Regions from separate parts of the Mus musculus genome. Here region 2 is linked to region 1. A link is a loop called in an ENCODE intact Hi-C map of the cell type or tissue named here. Cell type or tissue: gastrocnemius. All regions are shown on one strand. Links, peaks and the distances in the headings refer to the core of each region. The heading gives the core; the rest is flanking DNA. Region 1 holds the start of Peli2 (pellino 2). Region 2 overlaps Peli2 (pellino 2).

The links. Peaks named below come from ENCODE experiments on the same cell type or tissue, not always from the same donor. Only the 100,000 strongest peaks of a DNase experiment are listed, where the experiment ranks them.
Region 2: a loop joins it to region 1, with 2.2 times the contacts of the local background. A loop is called at or near these places in 4 of 42 quality-filtered maps.

Annotation. Positions count from the first base shown.
Region 1 is chr14:48,115,066-48,125,227 of GRCm38, forward strand. It overlaps Peli2 (pellino 2), which reads left to right and starts at 5,804. Exons shown (of 6, transcript NM_033602.2): 1 at 5,804-6,168. The coding sequence starts at 6,092. In gastrocnemius, for the core only: a CTCF peak has its summit at 6,272; DNase peaks (open chromatin) are centred at 3,124, 4,137, 5,776, 6,338 and 2 more places; H3K4me3 peaks cover 4,141 bases; H3K27ac peaks cover 4,588 bases.
Region 2 is chr14:48,164,734-48,174,895 of GRCm38, forward strand. It overlaps Peli2 (pellino 2), which reads left to right. Exons shown (of 6, transcript NM_033602.2): 2 at 3,464-3,593. Among named protein-coding and RNA genes, the nearest start is that of Gm52144, 36 kb to the right of the region's middle. In gastrocnemius, for the core only: a CTCF peak has its summit at 5,444 (motif pointing left); DNase peaks (open chromatin) are centred at 1,885, 5,428 and 7,471.

The sequences.
Region 1 (10,162 bases), core at 1,277-9,276:
GCATTCAGACCTCTACACCCGTGAGCCAACACAAACAGTTCTTCCTCTGAATTTATTCATCTCTGATAGTTTGGTTACAGTCATGGAACGTTGGCTAATGAATTGACATTGCAGAGTGCATTAGTTCTCATAAGAGGGTGTTGTTAGAAAAAAATTAAAACTGGCTTTTCCCTATTATCTGTCTTCCTGCCTCGTTGTATGATCTCTGCCTCTTATGTTCCTGTCATTGTGCCATGATGCCATCTACCAGGAAACTCATTATAGCCAAGCAAAACTTGCTTTTGTATTGAATCTTTGGAACAGCGAGCAAAATCTCTCAATCCCTCTGTCTCTGTTTCTCTCCCTCCCCCTGTTTCTCTCTCTGTCTTTCTCCCCTCTCTCCTTTATTTCCTCTTCCCTTCTTCCCTTCATCTCCCCCTTCTCTCCTCTCTCCAAATTATCCAGTCTCAGATCTTTTATTATAGCAACTGAAAACACAAGAATACATAATGCATATGGTCAACTAATTTTTGACAAATGTGCCAAGACAGGCAAAAGCCAAGGATTATTTCTTTAACAAATGGCATTGGATCAGTTATAAGTCCACACACAAAGAAATGAAATTGGGTCTTCATCTTACAGCATTTACAGAACCAACAAAATGGATACAAGATATTTAAACATAAGACCTTCAACAGAAGGGCTAAGCAGTATCTCAGGGATGGTATACTTGCCTGACATGTGCACAGCTCCGGGTTTTATTTCTCACACTCAGAACACGCCGCGCAGGGGACTCAGTGTCACACACCTTTAATCCCAGCATTGAGGAGGCAGAGGAATTCTCTGTGTGTTCAAGGCCAGCCAGGGCTACAAAATGAGACCCTATTTCAAAAAATGAACAAAAATTGCCAAGACCTCACACTGAGAATATGAGAGGATGTGGGAAGGATTTAGAGGGGTTCACCTTGTTTCTTGGCTGTGACAAAAGGACAGGCAGGAAAGCCACACTGGCAGGTAGGGTGCATCAGACGGAAACACTCAGCCAATCAACCATTCACCACGATTCTGAGAGAAAATGTTTGCAAATAGAGTATCTGGCCAGAGGTTAATATCTAAAATGGATAAAGAATGCCTCTCCTTCAAAAACAAGACACAAAACACGGCCCATCAAACCCAGTCAAATAACCCAACTGAAAATGGACTAAGATTTAAGTCAACATTTACTCAAAGTCCACATATCTCCAGACATCAACAGATAGAGCAAAAAATAAATGCCTAGGATCAGTGAGTTTCAGTTGAAATCAGGACGCACATCACCTCATACTTGTTAGGACCACTTCACAAAAGAAAAGAAAACAAAGCAAGAGGTAAGTGTTGGTGGGAATGGGGAGACATGGGGACCCAGTCACGATATTGGTAGGAAGATAAAATGGTGTGGCTTCTCAAAACAGGCAAACCATTCCAAAACTGATGCCTGAGCCAAGAAACCCATGTCTACTTATTAAAAAGAGTTAAACTCAAGATCTTTGTGAGACATTTGAACTTCCCCAGTGACTGCAGCGTTAGCTATACTGTTCATCAATTGTCCATCTTCAGTGTCCATCAATGAGGAATGGGCAAAGAAAATAGAATATTTAGCCCCAGATGAGGAAATCTTATCACATTCCACAATATGGATGAGTCTCGGGATCATTATGACACATATAGTAAACAAGTCACAGGAGGGAAACTACGGTGTGATTCACTTACAGGATATATCTAAAGCAATCAGTTCATCAAAGCCAGAAGTGGAGCAGCAGCTATGGAAGGAGGGAAGAGAAGAAAGCTGCTGCCCAATGGGTGTAAAAACCCAGTCAGTCATGCATGATGGAAAGATTCTGGAAACCTGTGGTAGAACACTGCTTGTAATCAATAGCACAATCATGCCGTGTGTGCTTAGCAGTGCAAGGAGGTATGTCTCACCGTGTGTGTTTCTTGCTACACAATACAAGTAAAAGTGGACACTCTTCAGAATGGTAATCACAGAAATACAAATAAAAAAAGATGACCCATCAAGTTAGTGAGGATTTAACGATGCTGCCCAGCATTCCCTGAGGCAGGCTCTCCTTTTACTCTGGGCTGCAGCGTGAATTGGCAGACCCTGATCATTTCAAAAAACACATTGGAAGTATACATCAAAAGGTCTTTCGAATGTTTACATCCTTTGATATAGTAGTTATTTGTAGAATCCATTTCAGTGAAATAGTAACAGATACAAATACCTTTCTCAGAGCAAATAATTTGAAATATATTCTATTAAGGAGGAATGATTAATAGATGTTGATACTTTTGCTCAACCCCACCTCCCAGATTATCATGAGCGTGTAGTAAAAGAACCACTCAGAATACGATATTAAATGAGGAAAAAGTAGGATAATAAGTTCTTTAGAGTAATGTCAAATACAAAACAAAACAAACGAAAGCAAACCAGAAGGAGGAAAGGGAACCAATTAGAACACAAAGGGGGGGCTGCAGTTTGGTATGCAAACTTGCTACCAAATGACCGGAAACATGTTCAGGATGTACGTCCCCCCCCCACCCCCCCACGATCAATAAATAAAGATGTAAAAATAAGTTTTAAGGAGGAAACATACATCATAATAAATAGGGTTATTCCTAGTCAAGTTTATGGGTGATTTTTAAAATGGCCTTCAAAATTTCTTTTTTCTCACATTTTCTGTATGCCTGGCAAAGAAGACACATGATGCCTACAGCTGAGGGTATAGTGTAAAAGTCAAATGTCTGATGTCTCACACACACAAAACCATGTATTGTCCAAACATGTATTTTTCAAAGCGCATACTTGTCCCTTAGACGTTGTAAACATAAATATGGTGTGATCAAAAGTTAAACTCTTCATCCTAGAAATATGGTTGGTTTTATTTAAAGTATGTCAAAGCAAACATAGACCATTTGGCTGAAGCTTCTACTTTGAAAGCAAAAGAGGTAGATCTATCAGGGAGAGAAACCGGTACATATTGGGCTCTTTCAGAAAACATGGCTCGTGGAGTGGTTTGGGGACATGCATGACAGACAGCAGGGAGGGAAGAGAAGGGGCTGGTGAGGGGTAGCAAGGACAGCCAACCCCACCCTGGTTCTCAGTGGATTGGCAGATGGCACAGCCAGATTGTCCCACCAGCCTGGAGCTAATAAAACAATTATTCAGAAGGGGATACGTTCCTGTTACAGTCAGAATCCTGGTGTTAGTTGGAATGGAGGTGATTACATTCTTCCTGGTTGACGCTGTAAGCAGAGGACGGGCCAGGTAAGGGACAGGAAGAGAGAGATGAAAGCTGACCATAGACTCTGAGCAAGTCAAGTTCACCACAAACTCACAGCTCTGCTGTTCGATCTCGTTTGAGATGTATTCATTTATTTTCACTCATCTGGCCGTCCCTTAAAATCAGCAAAAGCAGACTTGGGGGATTTGGGAACCACTTAGAAAGTGGTTATAGTTTCAATGGGTCCACACTGCATATAAAGGGCAGCCAAACAATTAAACGATATTATGCTCACAAGTCCAAAAAGCTCAAATGCATTTCTGATAGTTTAATATTAGAAGCTTATGCATAATCAGGATTGGGGACTTTAAAATTGATTTCATACGTAAGAGTGAGCAATCATTCTCAGGGGACAATAATTAGGTAGAGATGAGTGTCTCTTTAGAGCCCACAGGACCACCGATGTGCCACCAGTCCCTATTTGGTCCATTTGTTCATTCAGATTCCCTCGACTGTGGTCCTATGCATGCATTCCTGTAGGCCCTCAACAGACTGATTTCCCAGTCTGCCGGGTTGCAAGGCTAACAGTGATTGACAGAAACGATACACTTACAAGTCCTGAGCTGCCTAAGATCAAAGCCTCCACAGATATAAAAACTCAGAGAAAGCAGAACTACCTGTAAGTAACTTTCATAAAGACAAACTCGATTAAACACCATCAACATGCCCAAGGCATGCTGGGAGAGAAGAGAAAGAAGCGCCCCCACCCCCCTCGCAGGTGGAGGGCAGAGGTGTCTGGACCAGCTGACCAGCAATGGAGTGTCTCTGCCAAAGCCTGGGACAGCTTATGGGAAGCACCCAGTCTAGTGTTTGGAACTTAGAAGGAGGTTAATAAATATTTGTTTCCATCCCCCTAACAGCAGATGCAGAGCGCAGCAAGGAAGAAATGGAGCCAGAACAGTGTAATGCAAGCACAAAAGCACAGCATGCCAGGAGAGAAGGGGGTAATTGTAGCCTAGAGATCAGTAGCAGCAATAGAGCAGACTGGGGGAAGTTCGCATGCCAGAGCGAGGTACTATAATTAAGGGAGATGGGTAACTGTGACGGGATTCAAAGGGTTGTTGACAGTCGCATAGTGGATATAGTAAGTGGGACTAGGGAGTAAGGAAAACTACACTCCGTCATACAGAAATCTACCAACACCATATGAAGAGAAAGAGCTCAACTCTCTAAAAAAGGGCTGCTGGTTAAACCTTTACATTTTCATAACAGAGAAAAGTACAGAGGATTTGTACAATAAGCCGGATAGCTAGTTGTCTTTAGTCTAAGAATAGACTTTCTGTAATTAGCGGAAATAAGGTAATCGTCTAATAAAGTTTATTTTTGGCTCATCAATAGTGTGGCTTTTGTTATTCTGGAGTAATTTATCTCCAAAGCCTCAATTAAAAGAAGAAAAGCCAGTTACTAACTGAAGTAAAATTACAGAAAGCATCATGTCACTACAGTAATAGCCTGTCAGAGAGCGATACATGCACGGCGCTGAGCAGTAGAATGGAAGGTTACTCATGCAATTATTTCTTTTTTAACTCCTTACTTAGAGTCATAGCCTAAACGTGTGTGTATGTGTGTGTGTGTGTGTGTGTGTGTGTGTGTGTGTGTGCGCGCGCGCGCGCGCGCGGGCACACACACACACACACTCTCGATGTTTATACATTGGGTAGCTTTTGCAGTATTTATTTCTTTAAATATTTAACAGTCTGGAAAGGCAGTGACAGGCAATAATATGTAGCGTCTCTAGCATGTTGCAAGGGCTTAATAAATGCTAGAATAATAAATTCCTCTATGATGAAAAACAGCAGTCAGTAAAACTATCACAGCCTACAATATTTTAAAGACACAGCACCATAAGAAAGCATAAAATACAAACAGTGCCTTGATTAATCCATGGAAATAAAGGAACATTTGTCTTCATTTAAAAAAAAAAAATCCACCTAGGTAATTTCCTTTTAAATTCCCCAGGGGGTTGAAAGAAGGGACAGAGATGTGAATAAGGGATTAAAAGTAACTTTTAACTTTTCTTTTTCCCCTTTCCCTCTCCTCCCTCCATCTCTCTCTCTCTTTTCTCACCCCCCCCCCACGTTCTTTCTCCTTTCTCTTGATACATGAAATGGTGGGGAGCCCTTCAATTAGCGCCCCCCCCATGGGCAGATTCTTTCTCTTTTTAAGCCCCCCTCTCAAGGGCTTGGCTTTGAAAGCAGACACCCCCAGATCAGTGCGCTCAGCATGGTGAGCTCGGAGGTGGGGGGTGGGCAGTATGCTTGGCTTTCACGCAAGCGGGGTCCGGATCCCCGGGCTGAGGACGAAGACCCCCACGCTCCAACTTTTCGGAGGAAGAGAGGAGAAAAACAGAGCTGCCCCTTTAAGGGCTTGCCTTCCCCTTTACTCTATGTTTACATAACACGGGGCGCTCGCGGGCCGCGGGGGCTGGCGGGCGGGCGGGCGGGGGCCGCGGGAGCGCGGAGACGCGGGCGGCGGCGCGGCCGTCCCACCTGCCCAGCCCGCTCAGCCCCCCGGCGGCGCGCGCTCCTCCTCCCGCGGGGCTCTGGTCGCCGCTCGCTTTCCGTGCCGGGTCCCGCTCGTAGCGGCCAACGTACGGATAGCTCCGGGGAAGCCGGCGGGCGACGCGCACAGCCACGACGGAGCAGCCGCGGGACTGGCCGCCCAGCGCCCCGTTCGCCGCCGTGCCGTTCCCCGGCGCGCTCACCCCGTTTTCGGGATGGGAGTGTAGTGGCGGCGCGGACTCGGCGGGGATCGCGGCGGAGGCGGCAGCGGCGGCGGCCGAGCGCGGCTCCATGTTTTCCCCGGGCCAGGAGGAACCCAGCGCCCCCAACAAGGAGCCGGTGAAATACGGGGAGCTGGTGGTCCTGGGGTGAGTTGGGGACGCGGGCGGCGGGGCGTCGCGGAGGGAGAGGGATGCGCTCCTGAGGGCCCGGGTCCCCGGGGTGCTCGTTGCCGCGGCCCGGAGGGCGCTCCTGCACCACGCGGGGTCGCTCGGTGAAGCCCGGAGCCAGTGGCTACTGGGGACTTCTCTTTCCCGACGACCGCGAACGCGGAGCCCTGTCTCCGAGCCCAGAGCCCAGTCCGCGGGGGTTACGCATTGTTCCAGTCTGTGACCCGGGCCGCTGGTTGGCCTCCGCTTTTTGCGCCGGGAGTGAGCTCGGCCGAGGGCCTGGACCGGGTCCTGGTTTTCCCGGGTCCTCTCAACAACGGTTCCCGGATCTCCCGGGTTTCCATTCTCGAGTCTCCGCACCCCTTGATCTCCTTACCCCTCGGGCTCCTGCACCCCTCGGGCCCCGGCCTTGCCGATGCCCTGCCAGCGGCGGGGAGCTCGCCACCCTGCCCTCCTCGGCTCCCACTCCGCTGGTGAAAATCACATTTTGAAGATAGTAATTATCTACAATCGTTAAAACGGCAGCAATTAGAGACTTCATCTACTTCCTGAGTTTCCGTGTGACATTTTCTATTGTTTACCCTTAATAAACCAGGAGGGAGGCTTCGCAGGATTAAAGCAGGGTAAAGTGGGCAATGAAAAGGGTGTGGGTGGGGGGAGGTGGAAAGTGCAGGAAACTCTTGGAGCTGGAGCAACTTGGGTAGTGCTGCAGGGAAAGGATTGGTTTCCCTTTGGATGTGCCGCTCCAGGGAACCCGCGCTTTTGTCCTCTGTTGAAAGATCTGTATTCAGACCCACGCGGGTGTTGATGGGTGGGCTTAGAGGCACGCGAGGAAGCCCCCCTCCTCACCCCTAAGCAGAGGCTCTGGGAACTTTGAGAAACGTGTTTTGATTACTACCTTGAAGTAAGTGCCGACTTAATTTTTTTTTAAAGACTCATCTAAAGTTTCCTAGCCTTCAGTTTGTTGCAAGCCTTTCTGTGTGTGTGTGTGGGGGGGGGAAGGTAGTACTGGAAAGATCACTGCTTATTTGGAAGCTCAGCAGATGAGCGCCTTCCGCACCTGCATGGGAATTGCATGCACTTAAGAGACAGATGTCAGAGTTCGCTGGGAAGAGGAGGGGTGGGGAGGTGGGTGGGGGGAAGCCACAGTTTAGTCTGTCTTATGTAACTTCAGCTCAGCCTAATTTTGTGGAGTTTGGTTTTGTTTATGTGGCTGGCTTCAGAGTATGCTTAACACTGTGAATTTGACAAAGAAGATTAACTTACGCCAGAGCCATTTCATTATTTCCTTTTGAGGCAATCTGTTGAGACGTTTCGGAGCAGTGTGGAATAAACCCGGAGAGGTTTGTGTTCATAGCTAAAAGTTTAGGACACTCCAAAGCCAGGAAAAGAATTTACACCCTGGACAGTTGTAATTTAGTGTCTCTGTAAACACCGTTGCCTGTAGCACCTGCTTCATCCTTCACTAAAGCTTTTCCTGGATCCATGATGGCTTAGTGTTTCTAACCTAGTAGCTGGAGGCAGGCAGGGCAGTTACCTGTGCTACCACATGGCAACACTGTTTGGACATTGGGTATCATCCAGTAGCCACAGAACACTTCCATTTTAATGTAGAACAAGACATAAGTAGAAACCCGAGTAAGTAAGTAGCAAATGATGTTTGGTGTTGTCACTTCTTCAACTGAAGTTGGTTAACAGTGGAGCCCTGCCGTGGTGGGGGGCTGGGGGGGAGATGTTGCTTCTTGCCAGCTTAAGGAAGACCTTTAAGGAAGAAAAATGGGAGTAGCAGATGGTTTTGTGTACGCCTGAATTGTGGCTGCTGCCCCCTCCCCTTCTTTCTTTCAGATTTCTGACTCTTGCAACATTGAGCACACTAAAGAGTACCTGGAAAGTAGTGAACTAGTTAGATTTTCACTAAGTCTTACACAGTTCTGCCCACTGGACTTGAGAGCATGTTGTCCCCTTTAAAATAGCAAGTGCATTTCAATGAAAAAAAAAAAAGTGCCATTACTGTGCATGCCTGGTCCTTTGGGACATCAATATTGGTGAGCATAGACTGTCTAGGAAATTTTCTTGATGAAATTATTCTTGAGGCTAAAGCTGCTCACTGCCTCTGATATTGTTAAAATATTTATTTTGTTTCATTGGAAAGTACAGTGACTTTATTTTAACTGCTGGGTGATTGTCCTTTCTTCTGTGTTCTGAATCACATGGTAAAATGTCACATAGGAAGTTTGGATAGCAAACTGTAAAGTTGATTCAGGCCTCGATGATCTAAGTACGGGTGATTCTTGTCATAGGTTGCATAGTAGGAGAGAATGCCATGTGGGATTGTAGTGGGGTTGTCACTTTCTGTCCAGTTAGTGGAGTTTAAATTATTTGTTAATTCTAACCAGTTACCGTGTCATAGTCCCAAGTCCTTATTGTGTCCACTGCTTAATTGAAGCTGGAGAAATGATTGGCTCGTTCGCTCCTTTTAGCTGAGAAGTATTAATTTGGCTATCACTTTAAAGTTGGGGAAGTGGTTTGGGGTTTAAAAGCTGTTCAAGGTAGTGGAGCCCTGATTAAAGGCTCGTGATTTTTCTTTTCTTTTTGTTTTTTTTTTTTTTGTTTTCTTTTTTCCTGACCCACTGGCTCGGTGATTTTTGATTTAGTTCCTTCCTCTCTGTTTCTTCAGCCCTATCAAAATAGTCTCCAAGGAGCCTCTCTGGGGGTCTGTTCTGTTGTTCTGTTCATTTGCTCAAATGTGGAACACACACAGTTAACCAATTCTAGATAGCTTGATATTTGTTGATTTTCATGAGTCTTAAAGTGATGGTGCTAGAACTCCCATGGGCACACATCCATCCATGGTCATGATAGCAGAAAAGCAATCAGCACCGGGCTGGGGTGGGGGAGGTAGTTCAGTGAATAAGTGCTTGCTTGCTGTACCAGCATGTGGACCTGTGTAAAAGGTATGCGATCGCATCTGTAACCACAGTGCTGGGGAGGCAGAGACATGTGGATCCCCGGGGCTCCCAGGCTGGCCAGTCTAGTCCAAGTGGCCAGCTCCAAATTCAGTGAGCAATCCGTCTCAAAAATTAAAGTGAAGAGTGACAGAGGAAAGAAGTCTTATGCTGGCCTCTGGCTCCCTCCCCCCTCCCCCCCAAAGTAAATACGTGTAATTACATATTTAGGGAAGAAATCATGTTTTGAAGTTAAGCAGACTGAGACAAATAGCAGAAAGAGGCTTAATCTGGTAGTGGAGCTCAGGAGGGGTGGGGGTCTAAGAGGTATATTATATAGCCCTTCACAAAGAAACCAGAGCTCCTTATGTGTTCTTTCTGGGTTGGGTCAGTTTCATGGCTTTCTGCTGGAGGCTGACTCCAGCTGTGCTGCAGGGCCTCAGAGCTCCCTTCTGAATTCATTTTGAAGCATGCTGCTCTTTGCCAACTAATGGCCCATCGTGGTTTTTGGAGGGAAAAACTACCTTGCCTATTCCCTTGGTTTCCCTCGACTCAGAGTTGAGTGGGTAATTTATTCTGCAGGGCCTCGGCTCTGATTTGATGTGACACAGAACAGGCTTGCAGCACTTTCACTCACAGGCTCTTCATCTGGGGGCTGTATGTAGAGTTCAGGGAATCCACAGAGTTGGATGGGGAAAAACCCTGTTTGTTACAGTCCTCCACCCGAAATCTACTGTTTCACTCAGAATAGGCAACACAGAGACCTGCTGCCTATTTGTTACTTAATGTCTTAATACAGAAATAGAGGTGTAAGCAGAACATAGTGGTGCACACAGGAAATCCTGGGGAGTCTGTGGCCATCCTCAGCTACCTAATGACGTCATAAGCTTGAGGTCAGCTTGTGCTAAATGAGACCCTGCTCTGATACATACATAGTACAGGTGTGGACTGAGGATGTAGGTTGTGGTAAAGCCACTGCCCAGCGTGTGCAAGGTCCTGCTTTCCACCACCAGCGTTTAAAAGACTGT
Region 2 (10,162 bases), core at 943-8,942, 49 kb after region 1:
ACCCTGGCCAGGCCAGAACCTCTCCGAATTTTCCTTTCTATGTCCATACTGTTGAATTGTTTTGAATTTTCCTCCTACACAAGTACATCCCGTGGAGTGTCACACAGGTCCTGTGGACCTGGAGCCGTGTACTGCATTAGAATGTCTGGAGTGTAGCTTTCTGTATTTTCATAAGATTTCCAGTGACGCTGATTTTTTTTTTTTTAATGCCACATCTTTATCATGCCCTGGCCCATTCTCACCATTTTGCTTTGATCCAGCCTGTGGAATTTCCTGGGCTCATATAACAAATGAACACCTACTCGATAGCTTAGAACAACAGGTGTTTACATTTTCACAGTCCTGGCAGGCTTAAGGCTGAGATCAAGGTGTGGGCGGGACCCTGTGCCCTCTGATGGCTCCAGGGAAGAGCCTTCCTGGTTTCTTCCGGCTCTAGGTGGCTTCAGGAATTCCTGAGTGTGCTTGTGTATTATGGGCCCCCCTCCATCTTTGCGTGGTCCCTTCCTCTGTCTCAGAGTGCCTCTTAAAGGTGCTTGTTATTAGAATTAGGTCGCACTAACCGTTTAACACGACTTCATCTTGAGAGCCTTGGCCTTTTTCTGAAAGGTCCATGCACAGACTCCAGGATGTGCTCGTATCTTTTTGGGGGAGGCAGCATCCATCTCCTCCCTGCCCCTCAGGCAGGGACAGTGCTCTGCACCGATCCCTTGCACGGCCCATGTGAGCTCCTGCTGACCTGTGTACCTTCCTTGTGTACTTCGTTGGTCCTGTCACACTAACTGAGCATATCCTCCCAGACTCCTTGTTACCCAGGTACTTCTCCTGCAGTACCCTGCTCTTGCAGTCTCACCCTGTCTGCTCTTCCCTCCTTCCCACAGCCTTTACCCTAATGGAACTCAGAACTTGGGGCTCGATGAATCTTCTTTCTCTGTGTGTGTTCTACCTCTAATCTCTGGCTTGGATTCACGACAACTCCAGAGTGCTTTCCCTTGTTCTGTGTGTTTCTTCTTCTTCTTCTTTTTTTTTTTAAGATTTATTTATTTATTATATGTAAGTACACTATATCTGTCCTCAGATACTCCAGAAGAGGGCATCAGATTTCGTTAGGGATGGTTGTGAACCACCATGTGGTTGCTGGGATTTGAACTCGGGACCCTTCGGAAGAGCAGTCGGCGCTCTTAACCACTGAGCCATCTCGACAGCCCGTCCCATGTGTTTCTAACCCCACTGCGTTTGCTTCTTGTGAAGGCAGGATGCTGATAAACACTGAGTGTAGGCTGAGGCACTTAATCTGATGAGAAACTCGACTTATCTCTTGCCATTGCTTGCCCTTCACTGTCTTGCTTCCACTAGGACTTTGCACTTGCCATTCATTGTCTGGATGCAATAAGAAGGCAGTCTATGCATGCATTGCTGTATTTGTTTAACCTCAGTATCTGTGCATCTATGCACGAACCCAGGCAGTATAAGTTAAATTGTTTCTGCATGTGCTGGCATTTCTGACCCCTTCCCTTTGTGCTGAATGGAGCTTTGAGGCTGTGAAACGGCCTCTCATGAATTGAGGGTTAGAAGAGCATCAGAGTCCATAACAGCTCTTATGGAGTCTGTTTCCCCCTGCTTTTTGCTTTAGCCAGAATGTGACTTTCCCACAGCTCTGTGTCTGTGTTGCTCGGGCCTCTCACCGAAAATGGTTAGTTGTCCCTTGCCCCGGTTTTACGTGTCCTAGGACGAGGATGTTGTTGACCGAATTGGACTAGATGTAAGGGGGATAGGGACAGAGGAAGATGCTGGCAGTCCCATCTTACCCAGCCAGGGAGTGGTACTGGGAGGGGAGGGCCGGGTTTGGAAGAAGGGAATGCAGTTTTGAGCAGAGAGCCACACTGCCTGTGGCACAGTGCCCAGGCTGGGCGCCCCTGACTGGGAGTGTCCCAGTGAGGACACTGTATGACATGAGAAACCTTGACAGACCTCATAGTTTGTCTCCTCCATAGCAGTGAAAACACCTCTCCAACTTGTTGACTATCTTGCCTTTAATTGGTTTACGTATTTCCATATATATATATATATATATATATATATGTATATATATATATATATATATGCTGCTAATCCCGAGTTAAGTGGCATCAGAATATATTCAAGTAAGTCTATGGTGATTGTTTACTTGTGAGTACTTGATACTAGTGATTGCAGACTTAGGCAAAATGTACATTTTTTTTTTTTAAATAAATCTTGCTTGAGGGAAAAAGAGACTCCTAAGACTTGAAACAATTTTTCCTTTAGCATGGAGACATCCTTGGGTAGCTGGAATTCTGCTGGGGTGGGCATGGAAACAGATGACAGGCACAGGACTAATATCTTCGGGGTGATGTAAAACCCCTGTCTGGTAGGGCCATTGGCTCAGCCCTTATAAACACACCCAGACCCCTTTGTTCCAACGTGCTCAGTTCCCAGGGGCCTTACCCTACACCTCCACCACACCTCTCTTCTGTACAAAGTGGGAGGAGTCAAGCCAAGGGTCTATTGGGTAAGACAGAGTAGGCACAGGCCCCCAGACCTGTGGCCCTTCTCTTTGCTGTTCTCAGAGGGCCTAAGAGCAGCTGTGTTTATCCTAGTAAATTTTATACGATTCTCTTCCACATCTTCTCTTGGGAGGAAGTTCTGCCATGGTGCCAGCAAAGAGTCTTAGTCAAATGCTCATGGCCACATGGGATGCTGGTTAAAACATTCAGAGATTAGTAGTTAAGCCATGGTTAGTGCACGCAGTTGAAACCAAATTGTCAGCTGTAATCCCAAATTCCTTGAAACTCTGGCATTAGCTAAATAAATATAAGCAGTCTACCTCAGGACTTGTTTACTTTCCAAGTTTTTTTTTAGAGCTGGGTAAAACTCATGTATAATTTGTACAAGTTGTATTTTTTTTTCTGTTAACCTAGCCGTATAGGATTCAAACAAATGAGAATGCATACAGGATTCAAAACTCTGAAGAAAGTAACTAAATTTAGTGTTTTTGCGAATAAAGATCTTACAGAAAGCATTAACATGATTTGAAAGTAAGAGATGAGGCTTAATTAGCATACTCTTTCCTAACTAGTTCATTTAAAATATTTCTCAAGTGTTTTTCTGAGGTCTGTTAGAATGGCTCTAGCTGAATCCAGCCAGCGTTCATACAGCCTCTACAGGATGCTCATTTGCTTAGTTAGACCCTTGTCTCTTCGGAGGAAGATTTAAAGAGTCCATCTTTATAGAATAGGAAACCTATAATTGCGTGTCCATCACTCTTAAATGAAGTCTCTGGAAGCGATTTGGGCTTTATTGCAGCTGAAGTCTGCTCACAACCCTCTCCTCCTGTGGGGGCTCAGTGAGCAGCTTTCTGGCTATTCCTGCCCTCTTGCACTAATGCTCACACCTAATGCTTTTAAAACTTACAAGCAACTGAACGCTTTTGTTGTCTCTACTTTAGGTACAATGGTGCTTTACCTAATGGTGACAGGGGCAGGAGGAAAAGCAGATTTGCCCTCTATAAGCGGACCTACGCCAGTGGTGTCAAACCCAGCACAATCCACATGGTCTCCACACCACAGGCGTCCAAGGTATGTGGTTGAGGCAAATGGTGATGCCCATATTTCTTGTCAGCTGCTATTTCCTCTTGACTTTTTTTTTTATGTAGGACAGAGCGTCTCAAGTCCATGAGGTTGGGGAATGTTTGTGGAGAGCTGTGCTATGCCCTGTGAGATGTTTAGCAGCAATCTTGACCTTGACCCGTTAGGTCCCCACAGCATCCCTCTTCCCACTCCCCAAGGCTCAAACATATCTGGGGACATTGCAGGATGGCTGGTGGGAGGGGTGGGCAGGGGACGTCGGAAGTCCATCTGCTGTTTTGTTTTAGGAAACATTCATCAGGTTACAGCTGTGTTTGGAAGCTCTGTGATGCTTTTTATCTTAAAGAATTTTTGCATTAGATCGGCAGCTAAACTTCCCAAGGATCTGTTATTTTCCTTCTGTGAGTTGATGTAGCGTGTTGCTACACTGTCTACACATTACTGGGGATTGAGTGTGCGTGATTACCACAATGTGAAGCACTCAGATCTAAGTGGCATAGTATGTTCACAGTGCTTATTTCTCCCCAGTAAGTTTGTTGTGGTTTGAATAAGAATAACACCCTTAGGTTCATATATTTGAACTTGGTCCCCAGTTGTGGTACTGCTTAGGGAGGATTAGAAGGTGTGGAGGAGGTGTGTCACTGAGGGTTGGCTTTGAGGTTTCAAAAGACTCATGCCAGGCCTGTTTTCTCATCTGTGGTTGCTGCCTGCAGATCAGGATCTAAAGCTCTCAACTGCTGCTCCCATGTTGCGCCTGATAGCTTCCTCCATGATGGCCATGGACTAGCAACCCTCTCAAACTGTAAACAGACCACCAAGTGCATTTTTATAAGTTGCCTTGGTCACGGTGTCTCTTCACAGCATTAAGACAGTTCCTAAGACAAAGTTTGAAGTAAATGAAATGTTAATTATTTTAAAGGATTAAATCATGTGTCCTCTGATACATAAGCAAGAGAAATATCTTCAGTTTCCAATCTGGTTTGGCAAGTTATTACACTAATATTACACTATGACTGGTTTTACGTGTTAAACTTATGGCAAGTTTTCTTTCAATGAAATCAACTATTTACTATACAACACCTGCCTTTATAATAATGTATTAATGTGCAATGTTTCTTATGGGGTTTCTGGATGTGTTTGTGATTATGGCTTTGAACAATCTGGGCAAGTCAAGCACTGATCTGTTTTTACTGAACAACAGCCTTCAGAGAACATTACGCTTCCTTGGAGTCAAGTGTAGTGTTCACCCAGAGCGTTAACTGTGACCAGCCTGTGAACACTTGGCTGGTTAAGAGTCCCTGACACAGGGCCTCAGAGAGGCTCTGATAGAATGTACGAGCTTTGGTGGCCTGCTAATAGTGACAGATGAGCAAAAAAGAAGACAACAGGAACCAAAAAGGGTTGTGTCAAGTGGGCAAGGTTGGCTACAGAGAGCAACTGTGAAGACTGGGAGATGACATGGCATTTATAGTAAATCTGGCTTCAACAGGACCTGAAGAATCAGAAGAGAGGCAATAGCAGCAAGCTCTTGGGTGGCCAAGGACACGAGAACAGTCTGTCTTAGTTCCTTCCCCAACCGACCCCCAACAAAATGCCTGACACGTTGGTTGATTGTGGCTGTTTCAGGAGATGCCAGTTATGGTGGCAGTGAAGGCACAGTGGCCAAGTGGCTCGGTCCCTGGTGGGTAGATCTTGCAACAACATCATTTTACTATATGGTGAAACCAGGAGGCAGAGATGGTACTGGGAAGGAGCAGAACACATAGGAAGGCCTCCAGTTGACTCCCAACCAGCCCTGCCTCCCTTCCCGGGTCCTGCAAGCTCCCTAAACAGCGCCATCTGCTGGGCATGGAGCACAGGATCCTGTGCAGGATGCGTCAGAGTGTTTGAAGAAGGAAGACAAGAGACATGCTTGAGAGCACACGATGAGTGCCAAAAGTATTCTTGCAGTACAAATATGGTCCTTTTAATTGTGTAGAGCCGTAGACAACTTCCTTGTCTTGTTTTGGGTCTGCGCTGTTGGTTATTTCCTTCTTTTTCAATGTAACATTTTTATTCATTCTTTGGGAGCTTCACATCCTGCACCCATTATTTCCTTTTGAAATCGGGAGTTTCATGTTATTCAAATGGCTGACAAAAGCCACAGAAAGCTGGGGCTGGAGCATAGTGATAGAGGACTTGCCTAGCGTGTGCAGGGCCCTGAGTTTGCTCCCTAAGAAACACACACACACACACACACACACACACACACACACACACACACACACACACACACATTAATAGAGATTTTGCTTTGATTATCCAAGCTCATTCTGTGATGAAATATGACAGACTTGTAGCTGGCTCTGGAGGAGTACGGCCTCAGCGGCTGGCTCTTCCTTCTCCTGTCCCGGACTCTCTTACTGAACATTGTAGCTTTCGTTATTTTTCCTACATGCTTAGATTTTGCTTCAAGATTTTAAAATCATTCATCTCTCAGTAGTTGTGCGAGTCTGTACTTAAACACATTACCCACAGTACTAAGAATTGGGCACATCAGGTCCCAACCCTCTTTGTAATATGGAAAAAAAAGTATTTTCTCAGAGCCTTGGGTAGATTCTCATTTGCAAGCTAAGCAAATGGACAGTAATAAGCAGAAACCATAGTGTATTTTGGTTACAATCAAATTCTAGCTAAAGAAATAAATAGGAGGGACAGAAGGAGAGAAACCATGATAGAAAGGGTATACGTTGAGAGCCCAATGCTGCTGGAAGACAATGCATGTCCCAAGGGAAGTTATTAACATGGCTGTTCGTCACTCTGCAGTGACTTGAATTTACCATCCCATTTTCCTACTAAAGGTATGCATCTTTAGGAGAGAATCTGGTAGGCTCAGCTTGGCCTTGCCATGGCCAAGGGAGAGAGAAACGGGGGCATGGTGTGTGTGGTGGGAGTGCGGGGTCGTAAACACTGGCCTGTTGCAGCCTTCTTGCCTTTGTACCACTGTCTCAAGGGCTTTGTACTGGGAAATACAGAATATTGTTTGTAATGTGAAAGGGGGTTGAATCTGTTTCCGCCCTTCAGGGACCAGGACCTCAGGCACAGGCTCTGCCCTCCGGGGCCTCTCAGATGCACACCATTGTCTGTGTGACGGTGCCGCTTCTGCTACAGTTGCTCTCTTGGCCTTCCTGCTTCTGGGCTCCGTTCAGTTATGAACGTATTTAACTGAGTCTGTAAGCCAGCCGTCTGGTGGACAGGCAGTGTCGGGGAGCTGACCTCCCAACTCCTAAAGCACCCTTATTATTCTTTCCGTGTCTTTCCGGCCATGGCATCAGACATGACTGCATCCTGCTGCCCTGTTGATGTTGCTGACTTTCCTCGTCCCTGCCTCTGCTCTTTGTGCTGACCTACAGTTTATTCCTTTCTGCCTTTCAGTGACCTGGTGGCTGGCCTGACCCCTTTGTCCTTGTGTCTTCCCCCTGTCTCTATGTTTGGGGCAGAACAAAGGTGCCAATGGTGAAGTCAGTGGGAGATTGGGGCCTCTTAGTCGCCCATGAACGCCCGCATTAAAGCTGAGGCAGATTCCGATGGCAAGCCCATGCTGTTGTGGTATAATCTCTATTTGTGTAATCTGTATGTGTGTACATATTTGCTCTTGGAATGATACAGGTATTCTCTGATAATATAATGTGGTTAGAAGTATCAGAAGTCCCGTTTTACTTCTGGCAGATCTGTTACACAGGCACAAAGCCTCATCTTTTATTCACCCATTCATTTATTCAATAAATATTTATCCAGCACCTTCCACAGCCAGGCATCGTGCCAGGTCTCAGATAGACAGCCTCGAACAAACACATCCGCACGGAGCTGATCGGCCGGTGTGGGCTGTGTGTGAGTGTGTATGCAGCTGTGCTGGGAGAAGTACTAGAGGTGAGGGGAGGAAGGCACAGTGTGGCCAGGCAGGCAGGGGCATTTGAGCTGCTGCTGATGGGGAAGTGTTGGGGGTGGAGCCAACCAGGGATGCAGAGAGATCAGGGCCTAGCTGGAGGACTTCACTTTCTCTGAATGGGAACTGTTGGGTAATGTTAAGCTGAGAGAGTGGCACGATACAACTGAGAATTTACTTTTTATGATGTGGGGAGACTAGTATACTGTTATTCCACCAGTAAATAGTGATGGTACCAGTATCTGATAACAGATATTTTTACCAGCTGCATGTTAAAATTAGTAACATTGCTAGGGAAAAAAAACTTCATCATAATTTTTTCTTACTTAGATTATGTTTTATAGAAATGTCCTTTTTGGGGGTATTTTCACTTTCCAAAAGTAACTAGAAATCACCCTCCCCGCCAGTGTATTTCATAATGGAAAATATTCTCAATATTTGAATAATGTTTAGACTAAGATTAAGTCTCATTAATATGACTGCATGCCCTGGGCTGCTCTTTAATCTGTGTCTTTACCCTCTTTCCATTGCTATGAGAGAGTATGTAAGTAAGGCTGGGTGCCTTCTGAAGAGATTTGCTTGTCTCAACTCTGCTGGCAGCTTACACCTGTATCCTGGCTATCACAGCTTGGTGGAAATGCAGGTGGGAGCAAGTCAAGTGCTGCCGGGGCGTGTACTAGCCCGGAAATGGAGCAGATATCCCGGAGCTATTTGTTCCCATTGCTGGTTCTCATAGGAACTTACCCAGTGTCCCTACCTCACCTTCTCTCTGAGATCAGTACTCATCCATTCTGAGGGTGGCGCCCTGTGGCCTCCCTCTTACAGATGCACCACCATTCAGCATAGCTAGATCAGGAACCATGCTGCCAGCACATAAGCCTTGGGGACCAGCCACACCCACACTGCAGCGGTGTATATGAGTTGGTCCAGCTGTAGCAGTTGATGAAGCACTCTGAGCATCAACAGTGACTGTGGGAGTCGGTAAAGCTGATATAATCTTCAGTGTTCGCTCTGTAGCTTGAGCTGATCCGCAGAGTTCATCGAGGTCCACTTTTGAAGTGTGTGTCTTGGTGGCACTGGGAAGTGTAGCGGCTCTGCTTCAGGAGAGGTACCAGCTCCTCCGCGTCTACAGACTGTTCACCGGTGCTGCTTTGGAGTTCTTTGGCTTTACATGGTCTTGATTTTGGTTTCCTTTATAGTCATTTTGTTATAATCCTTCAGTTCATAGTTTGTTTGGTTTGGTTTGGTAAGACAGGGTATGATGTGTAGTTTAGGCTAGCCCCAAACTCACTGTCCCCCTGCCTCGGCCTCGTGACTTTATGTATGAGTCACCACACTCTACTCTCTGTTTGGTAGTTTGACGTTCAATAATTAATGAATGAAATTATTATAGATGATTTAGTTAATTCAGTGAAGTATGTTCAGGCAACAGTGTTTTGATAAGGCTTTTCCGTTAGGCGCTGTAAGTTTGTATATCTTACCTATAAGAGAAGAAAATAATGAAGTAATGAACCACAGAGCTGGATGTATCTTGATCCTCTACTGGGTACAAACTCGTAAAACAAATCACGTCATTTCTAGAACGAGAAGCTACTTATCTTGTGCCTGGTAAAAACGCAGGCACGAGTAAGCTTCTATATGGTTAAAGCAGCGGCTTGCAAAAGCTCCTTATTAATGAGTGTTGTCTGAGACCACGCCGTGCAGTTCACATGATTTTCTGACAGAGTACCAGGACTTCCAGTATAGTTCTTGTAGGAAACGATCATGTCAGCTTAAATTTATGGTTCCAATCATTACACAACACATTTACTGAGATGAAAAAAAAAACCACTTTGGAAAACTTACAAAACCAAAGCAGTAAAATTTGAGTCATCAAGAGTGAAGCTCCACCCATTTCACATAGAGGTCCAGTGATTTACTTAAGATGCAATTCGGAGGACTTTGAAGATGGTGTGATGGCTTTTGTTGATTTCGTGCAGCTGGAAGGAGTGACATCTGAAAAATATTAAGCTTTACTGTGGTTCTGAAGAAGAATTCATGAAAAATAGTTTCCAGGAGCCATACTTACAGGAAAACCTTACGGATTTTGCACAGATGATGTAAGGAGCTAGGGAGAAGGAGCTCTCGTTGGATGCTGTCTCCCTGGTGTTTTGCTGTGCCTGGATGATTTGGAAGATAAGCTAAGGAAACCTTGTAATATTTTATATTGAAGAATTTGTTACTTCACATCAGATACACACTAGAGTTTAATAGCATTCCGAAGAACCCGGAATATTGAGTAATTGAGCCTCCTGGGCAGCCTGTTGCAACTTGTATCGACTTAGCTCTGATGTCTTACAAAGGATTGAAGATTCACTTGTGCAGAGACTGGGAGGTAGCAGTTGGCCAGTTAGAGTTTTTAAAGGGTTTGGCTTTGGTGGGTAACAATGTAACTGACATTATGTGAAGTTTTTCTTTATTTTTAAGAATAAGAAACTGTAATGCCAACAAGGCCAGAGTTAGTTGACAGGTAATTGATGGTAAAACACATGTAAAACCAAATAAAGGTGAGTGTGGTAGTGAGTCAGAATGTGTTAGAACCAAACCTGAAAAGAAACAAAAGCAAGAATTCCAGGAGAAAAGTATTATCCAACAG